Linked DNA regions of Mus musculus: region 1 is linked to region 2. Evidence: chromatin contacts called from ENCODE Hi-C or POLR2A ChIA-PET data. All regions are on one chromosome and are shown on one strand. Each heading gives the region's core, a stretch centred on a gene start or an enhancer-like site at or near the end of the contact. The rest is flanking DNA. Distances are from core to core; before and after follow the strand shown. Region 1 holds the start of Rhpn2 (rhophilin, Rho GTPase binding protein 2). Region 2 holds the start of Cebpg (CCAAT/enhancer binding protein (C/EBP), gamma).

Region 1 (5,527 bases), core at 188-2,687, 280 kb before region 2:
GGACATCTTGAGATTCCCAGGCCAAGCAACCTCCTGCAATTCTGGCCTGTGATCCTCTGGCCCAAATGCCACACATAATTAGAAGTTATAATCCTGTAATTCCATGATGACATCTTTCAACTTAAATATACTTTAAAACTTTTTTAAATGCCAAAAGGAACTTTAAAAATTGCCCACTGTCCCCACCTGTCTCCAGATTTCCCTCTTTTCTATTACTACTTCACGTGTGAGCAAAAGTTCTTTAAGATGCCAGAGTCCCGCGGGAGAAGGAAGCTGCCAAGCCCATTTACGAACAATTAAGAATTGATTGCTCTGTGGGAAGCAGTTTCACTTCCCTATTCATGACTGCTCGCTGCGCCTTCGATCGTATCAGTTAGAAAAATATCCACGACAATCTCTCAACCCACCAGGTGATCCTTGGCCAAAGTCCAAAAGCTATTTTTAGACTCTCTAGGGACCCAAGAGGAAGGTGAGGAGTCTGTCACAGTGATTCGCACCTCTAAAGTGCCTTTGAAAGCCAGCAGCTGTTGGGCAATCCCAGCACCGCTGTGGGCGCCTAATGGGGTCGCTTTTGAGGAACTGAGTTCCAGGGCGAAAGGCAGTCGCATTAATTGCCCAGGAGCGCCAAGACGTGCCAAGCGCGCAGAGTCCAGTCTCGCCCTCTCGGTCTCTCGGACAACCAAATACAGATAAATCCACTTTGGAAGAGTGAGACTCCGGTTCTCTGGCTCTCTTGGGCGAGGACAAACGAAGGGGCACGCCCGAGGTCCCCTTGCAGCATCCACTCTCCCTTACCAAGAAGTCGAAGGGGGCCAACGCTGAAAGCACTTGGGAGGCAAAAGAGCAAAACTCGCCCTCCAGATGCACCATGGCTAAGCGCTCGGGTGGAAACTGAGCTGCGGTATAAGTGCAGAGGGACCGACCGAGCTCGCCAGCGTGGCCAGGAGCTGGTCCTTTCCCCACCAGCGCGAGAAGCCTGGCAGGGCCATCCGGATCACCTCCCCAGGTTCCCACCTGCGTGTGGCTTGCCTGTGCACCTGCACGCCCCAGCCCGGCTGCCATCTGCTCGGGGCTCCAAGCCCCGCGCAATCAATCCCCTTTCGACCCCCCTTCTCCGCCCTTCGGCCCGCACCAACTCTGCGGGTCTCTCCCTTCTCCTTCCCCTCCCCCTCCAGTCCAAGCCGACCCCCGCCTCAAGCCCCTTCAGCACGCTCCGCAGTTTGCCAGGACAGAGAGAGAGGGTCTGTTGACTCGCCACTCACCTTTCGAAAGTAGTCGTCACCCTCTTTCTCCAGCGGCTGGGGAGCCGCGGGTAGCAGCGTATCGGTCATGCTGGCAGCGCGGGAGTCCAGGGTGAACTGAGGTGCAGTGGCTACTAAGGGCCCCAGGAGGCGCCGGGACCCGCCCCCGCTCCCGCCCCGACCAGCCAGCCGCCCTGCCGCCCCGCCCGAGCCCTAGAGCGCCAGATATCTGGAGCTCCGCCCCTCTTAGCAAGACCTGGACCTAGGCAGATCCCGAGCCTGGAACTCAGTTCTGCCACCTAGGCCCCGCCTTCAGCCTCCCAAGAGGCGAATCCCAAGCCCTACAGTTCCGCCCCCCGCATTTGCAGTCCTCCTGCATCCCAGAGTGAGCCCCACCCCTGATCTCTGGAGCCACGCCCCATCTCGCCTAGGCCCCGCCCCTCCACCATCCAGTCCTACCGGAGGCGGATACCTAACTCTGTAGCCTCGCCCCGCTCAACTAAGGCCCCGCCCACAACACGCACGGTCCTCCTCCAGCCCCGCCCGAGGCTGAAGCCAGAGCCCTGAAGCCCTGCCCTTGATTGTATAGACCGCGCCCCTGCCCCATGCAAGTGTTAAGTGCTGTCTGCCGCGAGTCTAGAATGGAGCTCTTGCTGAGCCTTCGATCTTAATCTGAGTGTTGTTCACAGCTCACTACCTTGTGAGCGTTAAGGTGGCGCAGCCAGCGGGATCGGGGTTTCAGCAAACGTAGCGAAACCCAAATTCGCCCTTTCTCTGGAGCCCTAGGAATAGTAAATGCAGAGAACTAAATACGTTTGCTTTCCCACTCAGGGACGCGGACATTCATGACCAGTTCATTCGCTGCTCGGAAGCTTTTAAAGGCTCTGGCCAGGAAGGACGGAAAGCTGTTTGCAGGAGAGGAGGCCTCCGAGCGCTTGGGTAGCAGAAGTCGTCGGGAGAGGGGGCCACCTACTGAGCAGGCTTTGTGCACAGGAATTCTGCAGGTGTCTTTAAGGATGCCAGAGTTCCCAAACTCGGTTTTCTCAGTTCTCAAGCCCAAGTGATTTTTTCTCTGGCTGGTCTCGTGTTATAGGTATCGATGTGGTTAGTACAGGAGTAGCAGGGGGTTCCTTAGGCTCGGGGTTCGCGGAACCTCCTACTGGAGAGTAGGTAAACTGGCGTCGGATATTGGTAGCACATCGGGCTACATCTGCAGGAGCCTAGAGCCCCCAGCCTGTAGACTCCTTCCTCACCGCCGCCACCACCACCAAAAAACACCTTTGTCTTCTGCCTTTGGAGGTCTGTGGGTCGCAGTGTAAACCTCAGATTCGGCTTTCAAAACTAACCAACCGTTTTCATGCTCTTTAAGAAGTGTTTTAGGGGCCAGGGGCGTTTAATTTCAGGACTCAGGAGGCAGAGACAAGCGGGTCTCAGAGCCAAGGCTACACAGAGAATCCTTGTCTCGAAAAACAAAAACAAACAACAAAAATGGTGTTAGTATGGCTGCAGAGGTGGCTCAGAGGATAAAAGTGCTTGCCGCTCAGCCTGACAACCTGAGTTCCATTCCCTGGAACCCATAGGGTAGAAGGTGCAAAAAAGAACTTCCACAGGTTCTCTGACCTCACACGTGCGCCATGGCACATGCATTCCCCCTCCAACCCCCCAGCAAACACACAAAATAAATAAATGTAAAAACATCGAAAGTAAATAAATATATATTTAGACGGTTCGAGAGGTTTAAAATAAGTTCTTGAAAATAAACAAAAGCAACAGCTTAACATACGTTAAAAAGTTAAAAAATAAATAAATATATAAATAAATTCACCAGGTCATGAGAAAAGGGCTACTTCAGTCTAAGAAAGGTCCTGCCAACGGACGGGACGTGATGGTTCACACACTGTGATCTCCATGCCTTTCCAGAGGCTGAAAGAGCACTACTGTTGAGTTTGAGGCTAGCCTGGTGTCTTAGTTTGCTTTACACTGCTCTGATAAAGATCCTGACCAAAAGGAACTTGGAGAAAGAACGGGTTTTGTGTGTGTGTGTGTGTGTGTGTGTGTGTGTGTGTGTGTGTGTGGGTGTGGTATGTGTGTGTGTGTTTTCAAGACAGGGTTTCTCTGTGTAGTCCTGGCTGTCCTGGAACTCACTTTGTAGACCAGGCTGGCCTCGAACTCAGAAATCTGCCTGCCTCTGCCTCCCAAGTGCTGGGATTAAAAGGGTACACCACCACACCTGGCCTTTATTTGGTTTCTACCTTACTTCCATATACCTTACATCACTGAGGGAAACCAGTTCAGGAACTCACGGCAGGAATCCAGAGTCAGGAAATGAAGCAAAGACCTTGAAGAACACTGCTTACTCTCTTGCTCCCTCCCCATGGCTTGCACAGCCTGATTTGCTTTTGTTTTTAATGAGTTTCTTTTACTTTCTGTATATGGTTGTTTTGCCTGTGTGTATGTCTATCTGCGCACCATATGTATGGGCCCATGGAGCTCAAAGAAGAGCATCAGACCCCCTGGAATGGGAGTTACAGACAGTTGTGAGGCTCTATGTGGGTTCTCTTGAAGAGCAGCCAATGCTCTCAATCACTGAGCCATCTCTCCACCCCCCACTGCCTGCTTTCTTATACAACTCTGAACAACCTGTGGAGGGTTAGGACCACCCACAGTGGGCCGGGCCCTCCCACATCAATCATTAATTGAGGAAATGCTCCAGAGACTTGCCTACTGACCTGTCTTCTGGAGGCATTTTCTCAATCAGACTCCCTCCTCTAACTAGTGTCAAACTGACAAAAGGCATTAACCCACCACACTGGGGCTCAGTGGAAAGACCCGGTGTCCATATTCCAAGAAAGACGGAAGGATGGAAGAAAAGAAGGAAAGGGAAGAAAAGAAACCTACAGAGTCCTAATCAGCGGGACTCTGGGGCAGGTGTTTTTGGAAAGAGCTGATGAAAAAAACTTTTCTTTCTTCCTAAGTCAACCAAGTCAATCACAAATCAATTTGACACAGGCTTTCTTTAATTCACTGGAAATGTGCTGGCCTGGGGCTGAGGGTTAAACACAGCCACTCTGGTTCAGGCTCCAAGAGAAGTGGGTCAGTATATTACTGTGTTAATACTCCTGAACTTATCAGTCATACAACCTCCACTCTAACCAGAACTTGAACGGACATCGTGCTTCCATTTTGGCACCCTTGTACCTACCTATAAAAGACCTCATAGGATCTTCACTTTTTTTTTTTTTTTTTTTTTTGGTTTTTCGAGACAGGGTTTTTCTGTGTAGCCCTAGTTGTCCTGGAACTCACTCTGTAGACCAGGCTGGCCTCGAACTCGGAACTCTTGAGGGAGGAAGACAAAGCTCTGAAGACAGGAGTGGCCAAGGGCACACTTCCCATTAGTGTCTCACCTCAGGCTTGCTGCCTCCTTTCTTCCCCGTCCCTTTCAGTGCAGTCCCAGCTCCTAATACCCTGAAGTTTAAGTTGCCATTCTTGTTTTAAAATGCTGACATACTGTGTAGCCCCAGCTCCTCCTGTCTCCTGTTCCCGAGGGCTAAGATGCCAGGTGTTCCTCACCAAGCCTAGTTCAAATTGCCTTGACAGTTTGTTACACATACAAACCAACCTAACTAATGTGGACTTAATCACCTTTTAAAAGACTGTTATTTACGTTTATGCCTGCGTATATGTGTGTTGGGCTCCCCAGAACTGGTGTTACAGGTGATTGTGAGACACCCTTCTTAGGTGCTGGGAACCAATTCTCCGTAGAAGCATCAGGCACTGATCCATCTCTCTAGGCCCTTTGTAGTTTCCTCTTTCTTTGTTCTTTTAGATTTATTTATTATAGTGTTCTGCCCACATATAGGCCTGCAGGCCAGAATAGGGTACCAGGTCACATTGTAGGTGGTTATGAGCCACCAAGTGGCTGCTGGGAATTAAACTCATAACATCTGGACGAGCAGCTATATCTCCAGCCCCCATTTATAGATTTTTTAAAAAAGATATTTAGACAAATTTTTTGAGACAGATTCTCATTCTATAGTTCATGCTGTCCTGAAACTCATTGTGTAAAGCCTCGAAGCTGTCTGTCTCAGCCTCCCAGTTGCCAGAATTATAGTCATGAGCCACTGTGACTAAGTCAATTTCTATTTTTAAAGGCAAATATGTCATCGCCACGAGAGAAAACCCAATTGTACTTTGCCCTATAGAGAGAGACTTGTAAAAAGTAAATACAATAAAAACCAAGGTCTATTATTTAATCTACTCTGACATCATTGCCTCTTCCAGCTGTC
Region 2 (5,556 bases), core at 1,709-4,208:
GAGTGCTTACTGCGTTTGTAGAGGTCTGGGAGTTCGGCTCCTGACATCCAGGTTGTGTGGATCACAGTTACTTGTAACTTCAGCTCCAGGTGAATCTAACGCTCTCTTCTGAACTCTCCAGTCATTGCACTCAGACATACACAAAGACACACAGACATAAACATATATCTAACTGAAAAATATATCTAAAAGAAAAATATTATAAAGTTCGCCCATTCTTATTTTATGGAAATTAATGAAGATATGATAATTAAACTTACTGATAAAAAAATCTGATGGGAAGCCGGGCGTGGTGGCGCACGCTTTTAATCCCAGCACTCGGGAGGCAGAGGCAGGTGGAATTCTGAGTTCGAGGCCAACCTGGTCTACAAAGTGAGCTCCAGGACAGCCAGGGCTATACAGAGAAAAAAACCAAAAAAAAAAAAAAAAAAAAAAATCTGATGGGGCACATTAGTATCAACATCTCCAATATTATATGTCTTTGAGTGATTGAGTCATTAGAGCAATGTAAACGTGTCTGGCTTAACTTTGAACTGTTACAGTCCTCTCTGCTTCTACTAATACGAATGTCCATTCACAGATCTGCATCATGCTAATGCTATCCAATACTTCATATGAATAGCTCTCACCATGAATAAGGCAGGGGCCCAACGTATTCTTTCAGTCCTCAGTCACACTGTGGTCCTCCCCACTCCAGATGACACAGAGGTTAAGGGATTTGCATAAGGTCACACGTCTGTGGAGGACAGTGGTTCTCAATCTGGGGTTCCCCACCCCTTTTGGGGGGTTGAAGGACCCTTTCACCCGAGTGACCTAAGACCACTGGAAAACACAGATATTAACACTATGATTTATAACAGTAGCAAAATTACAGGTATGAAGTAGTAACAAAGTAGTTTTATTGTCAGGGGTTGCCACACCAGGAGGAACTGTTAAAGGGTCACAGCAAGGTTGAGAACCACTGCTGTAAGGATTGGAAGCTGGGAACATTCTGACCCTGGACCATAGCACTTTGGCAATACATGTGGTTAGTCACAGTAGTTAAGTGGCTAGATTATTCAGCTAACAGGATCTCCTACTTCTCAAGTCCTTTGAAGGAGATTTTAATATACTGCTGGTTTACAACTTCTTTGGGTTTCTAGAATATATTTGGACATTAGCAGGGCACAGATATACACAGGACATTTCCCTTTACTGAGATGGCATAAGTCTTTGTGACTTAACAAAAAACAAACAAACTAGATTTCTTCAACCTGGAGGCAGAGTGTTCCCAGGGTTCTTATGTCCTTATGTTGAGTGTTTCCTATTGCTGACAGTGAGAAAAGGTTCTCCTGGGCTGAGTTTTGGCTTAGTGGTAGAGGAGTGTTACCCTGTATGTGTGCACACCCTGGGTTCAATGCCCTACCCTCCATCAAAATCACTGTTGGTCTCTCTTGGTCAGCCCTACTTTACCTTGCCTCAGCCTTATGTTCCGGCCATCACAGGGCCTCTAAGCAAAGCCAAACCCGCCTCATCTTTTAAGCCTTCTCTGACACATTAGATCAGGTCTGGTCCCCTTCTTACAATATCTCCTAGCATCTTGGACTTCTTTCCTTAAGTGTCTATGAAAATGGGGCTTGAATCATGTCTCTGTAGTTCTCAGAGTAAGCTCCCTGTGGGCAGGGACAGTGTGTTTGTCTTCTTCCATTGCTGACTCTTAGTCCACACTTTAGCACATACCGTTCTTGTAATCAGGAAAAGAATTACAGGATATCAGCTAAAGAGGAAATCTCAAGACTCCTGGGCATTGACTGCTGGCTGTGGAAGGCTTGCCTAGACACAACACAGAATGCAGCTGGCAGAGCGGCTGGCAAAAAAGAGGCTAACTCAATATACATATGACATGCAAGGATGTTTTTATTTTCGATAGTTTTTATATGACTAGAAAACATTAGGGGTAAAATCGTGGTCTTTGTGAGAAACAAAGCACGGTTCACCTTTCATAGTGCTAAGTCTTGGGAAAAAAATGGCTCTTAACACAGCGATCCAAACCTAAAGAAACATACTGACTGGTTTTGAGACATTAGCTCCCCAAGTGTGCATGGGGTTATCAGGGGTCATTCTCTGTGGTTGACTTTTTTTTTTTCAGGTATTTTCATCTCTCAGGGATTCCTCGAAGTCTTATGTGGAGAGCTGCTCTCCTGGCCTTGGCGATGAAGAAACATTTCCCTTCTGAAAGCCAGAGAGTTTTGAATGATAAGCATTGCTAAAGAGGAAGCAATCAAACCTTTCGGGCAGGCTCTGCCTTCCACCCAGCGCTGCTTCCTGTTTTTCAAAACACAAAAACAAAAAGCAACACAAAACAAAACAAAACAACAAAAAAACCCGCTTTTTGATTCTCTTGTGAACTGTTCCCGGGAGACCCAGGCTGGACCACTTGTCACTTTTAAGAGAGCACCTCATATCCATCATCTGCTCTCCGGAGGTGAGCACACTTTGGAAATCGTGATTTGTTCGGCAGCCACAGTCTGCTGTTGTCAAGCGTCTGACAAGTGCTAACCCTAGCACTGGACAGTTTTTCCTTAACGTGCTTTTATCAAAATAAATGTGCAGATGCCTCAGGGCCGTGAGGCCTAAACAAACAAAAAACCCACCCTAACTCAAAAATCCACCTGAGGAAATGTCTTTTCCCTAAGGCAGGTGAGGCCCTCGTAACTCTGATAGAACTTTGCTTGCCATGGGTCACTCCCAAGGCTCAGGGCCACCGCCTGCCACCACCGACAGCCTAAGGGGGAAACCACCGAGCGCGCCTCCAGCCAGCGCCGGTGCTGCCACGCCCACCACGCCCGTTCCGCCGCGCGCCCGCCTCTCGCCGGCACACGGCCTGTGATTGGCTGGTGGAGCTGCCCATCTCTAGAGGCGAGCGCGTCGTTCTCCAAGCAGCGCTTCTATTGGTCACGGCGGCGGCGGCAGCGCGCGGACCCGAAGAGGCGGGGAAAACCGGTGGCCGCGGTGGCGGAACGGGCGGAGGTTGCCGGTTTCGTAACCGTCGCTCCTCCTCGCCGACTCGCGGGCTGCGAGGCCTGGGTCGGGTCGGGTCGGGCCGCGCCGCGCGGGGCCGCTCGGAGTGGAGGCCGTCTGGGGGCGGGCGGGCCGGCCGGAGGCGCAGGTAAGGAGGCCGCGGGTTGTAGCTCGGAGGGGTTGGGGGAGGAGGCCGCGGCCGAGCCCGCCGCTCGCGTAGGCGCCGACCCGGCCGGAGGAGACCCGGCCCTGCCCGATTCGGCAGGTTGGCCCGGAAGGCTCCTGGCGGCTTGGCGGCGCGGGCGGGGGCCCGGAGCGGCGTCTGATGCAACCTGCGGGCAACACCCGGCGGGGCTGAGCTCATCCCTGGCCACGGCCCAGCGCCGCCGCGCTTGGCGCCGACCCCCGCGCTCCCCCGGGCGCCCCCTCACCACAGTCGGGGAAGGGATGGAGTACCAGGTGGTCCCTCCAGAACCTGCCCCTCGGCGACGTGCAGCGTGACAAGCCTGGCGCGCATTGGCCCCTAGGGATGGAGGGTGTTCCTAGAATAGAAGGTGGACCGAATCTTACTTTGGAGCCACCTAGGACTCTCTTCCTGTCGGCTTCCCAAACGGCTCGGTCTGGGGGGGATGGCCCGGGTCCTATTTGGAGTTAATAACCTAGTGGTCATCTAGGGAAGGCACTCGAGTTTTTACACACGTAACGTTGCAAGAGGGAGATTTCGTTTGTTTTTTTGGACGCGGTCGTGTGTCCTGCAGTTCACTGGGAGGGGGAGGACATCCTAGATGATCGCGCACCAGACGCAGAAGGTCAAGCCATGAAGCCTTTCCTTAGCTCGCCTGGAGGGAGCTCGGGAAAAGAGCCAGCGGAGGTATCCAGGTGGGGAAGTTGGGCATGCGGGTGTGAGAATTGTTTCTCTTTCCAAGTGGGCTTGTGTATTTCTGGTCTTAAGAAGGTTGGCATGCTTTGTTTTGCTCTGCTCCTTCTTGCTTTTTTGTTTGTTTCTTTGTAAACTGCATCATAAGATGTATCAAATTTAGAAAGGTTTTAACCTTTGTGGGTTGCACAACAGCTGGGTGTTGTGTCTCTTGAGTTTCCACCCACTTGAATCCTTATTTGAATATATTATCATTGAGTGCAGACCTGTCTCACAGAGGGAATTTGAAACAAAGCACCATAAGGTCTTTCTCTATTGAGAAATTGTACATAGAAGAATTCAGAGTATGGTAGGCAAGCCCCTCTACCTCTGAGCCACATTTCTAGCCTTCAAAGCGCTCTAAGGTCTGTTCATCTATGGCCACTTGAGTAGTAGTAATGATAAGCTAGCTATCCCTGTGGTCATTTCCCTGTTCCTGAAAAACTGTAAATAATGACAGGATGCTACTGAGCTGAAAAAAAGCTTGAGCCTGTTTCCTGAGTCTGATGGACATGCTTGACTGACTCAGTTATTTTTATGACCTATCAGAAACAAATAGGTGGGAACAGACCTCCTCCCTCCCCTCTCCCCAATATCCTTTAAATTCTCACAACCTGTCATGATTGTCGTCCCAGCACTGTGATCTTGGAGAGGTGCTTTCATCCCTAGTGAATTAAATACACCCTGGGAAAGTCCCTGGGAACAGTCCCTCTAGAGATCGTGGGAGACACAGGACCTGGTCAAAAGTTGCCTCAGTCACAGTAATGAGTCCTGGAGCGATTTTAGGTTTTCCTCAGAGGGGTGGGTACATAGGTTCTTACACTAGCAAGTTTGTTGGTCCTTTCCCTATTCCGTTGCCCTGCCCTGCCATTAAAGAGGGGGAAAAAACCTGAACAGGAACTCCTAATAAATATATATTTATAAACAATTTGTTTTGAATGTGCTAACTAGTACTATAAATAGGTTTAAAGGATAACATTCAAACAAGCATATGAGTATTTAAAAGATAACATCCAAGTAAGTGTATGTTTTCTTCACAACTCCAGTGGACAACTTACACTGAACTCCTTGAAGGAGTCGCCTCTCTCTTGTGGACTCTGCCTCCAACAGTCTCCAGGGATCTGGAGTTGCCAAAGAAACTCAGGGAGCAGATTGGATAAGAAAAGCACAAAGAAAAGAGAAAACAGAGACCATTTAGAATGTATTAAGTAGTGGCCTTGAGTTGAGCATAAGGGAGCAGAACTTGTAGAGAGGGTTAGGACCTTGGGTTTGATCCTGTAGTCTGGAGTCACAGACATTTAGTTTTAGTAGGATGATGTGACATAGTTAGGTTTGAATGGTAGACTGCTCGACCTGCAGGTAGCAACCTCTTGGGGGGGGGGGTGTCGGTCTAATGACTGACCCTTTACAGGGGTCATCTAAGGACATCTGAAAACACAGATATTTATATTATGGTTCATAACCATAGCAAAAGTCTCAAGTAGCAATGAAAATAACTGGCTGGGGGTCACCACAGCATGAGGAACCTGTGTTAAAGTGTGGCAGCATCAAGAAGGTTAAGAACTATTGTTCTAGATAGTCTAGATAGTGAGTGGTTGGAGGGAGCTCAGGCTGCTACACCTGAGACTAGGGCCCCTGGG

Evidence for each region. A loop is a pair of places that touch in the nucleus more often than their neighbours do. ChIA-PET counts read pairs that join two places held with the same protein, here RNA polymerase II (POLR2A).
Region 1: a map of T-helper 17 cell shows a loop between it and region 2 (3-fold over the local background). The contact joins the promoter of Rhpn2 here to the promoter of Cebpg in region 2. A Hi-C loop is called at or near these places in 1 of 37 maps with a recorded cell type or tissue (T-helper 17 cell). POLR2A ChIA-PET finds 5 or more read pairs at or near these places in 1 of 5 experiments (embryonic stem cell).

What each region holds. Positions count from the first base shown.
Region 1 is chr7:35,330,147-35,335,673 of GRCm38, reverse strand. It overlaps Rhpn2 (rhophilin, Rho GTPase binding protein 2), which reads right to left and starts at 1,437. Exons shown (of 15, transcript NM_027897.4): 1 at 1,263-1,437. The coding sequence starts at 1,331.
Region 2 is chr7:35,053,968-35,059,523 of GRCm38, reverse strand. Cebpg (CCAAT/enhancer binding protein (C/EBP), gamma) reads left to right here and starts at 2,958. Exons shown (of 2, transcript NM_009884.3): 1 at 2,958-3,148. Gm45095 reads right to left here and starts at 4,041. Exons shown (of 2, transcript XM_030243153.1): 1 at 3,432-4,041; 2 at 1,879-3,332. The coding sequence starts at 3,517. The coding sequence ends at 2,765.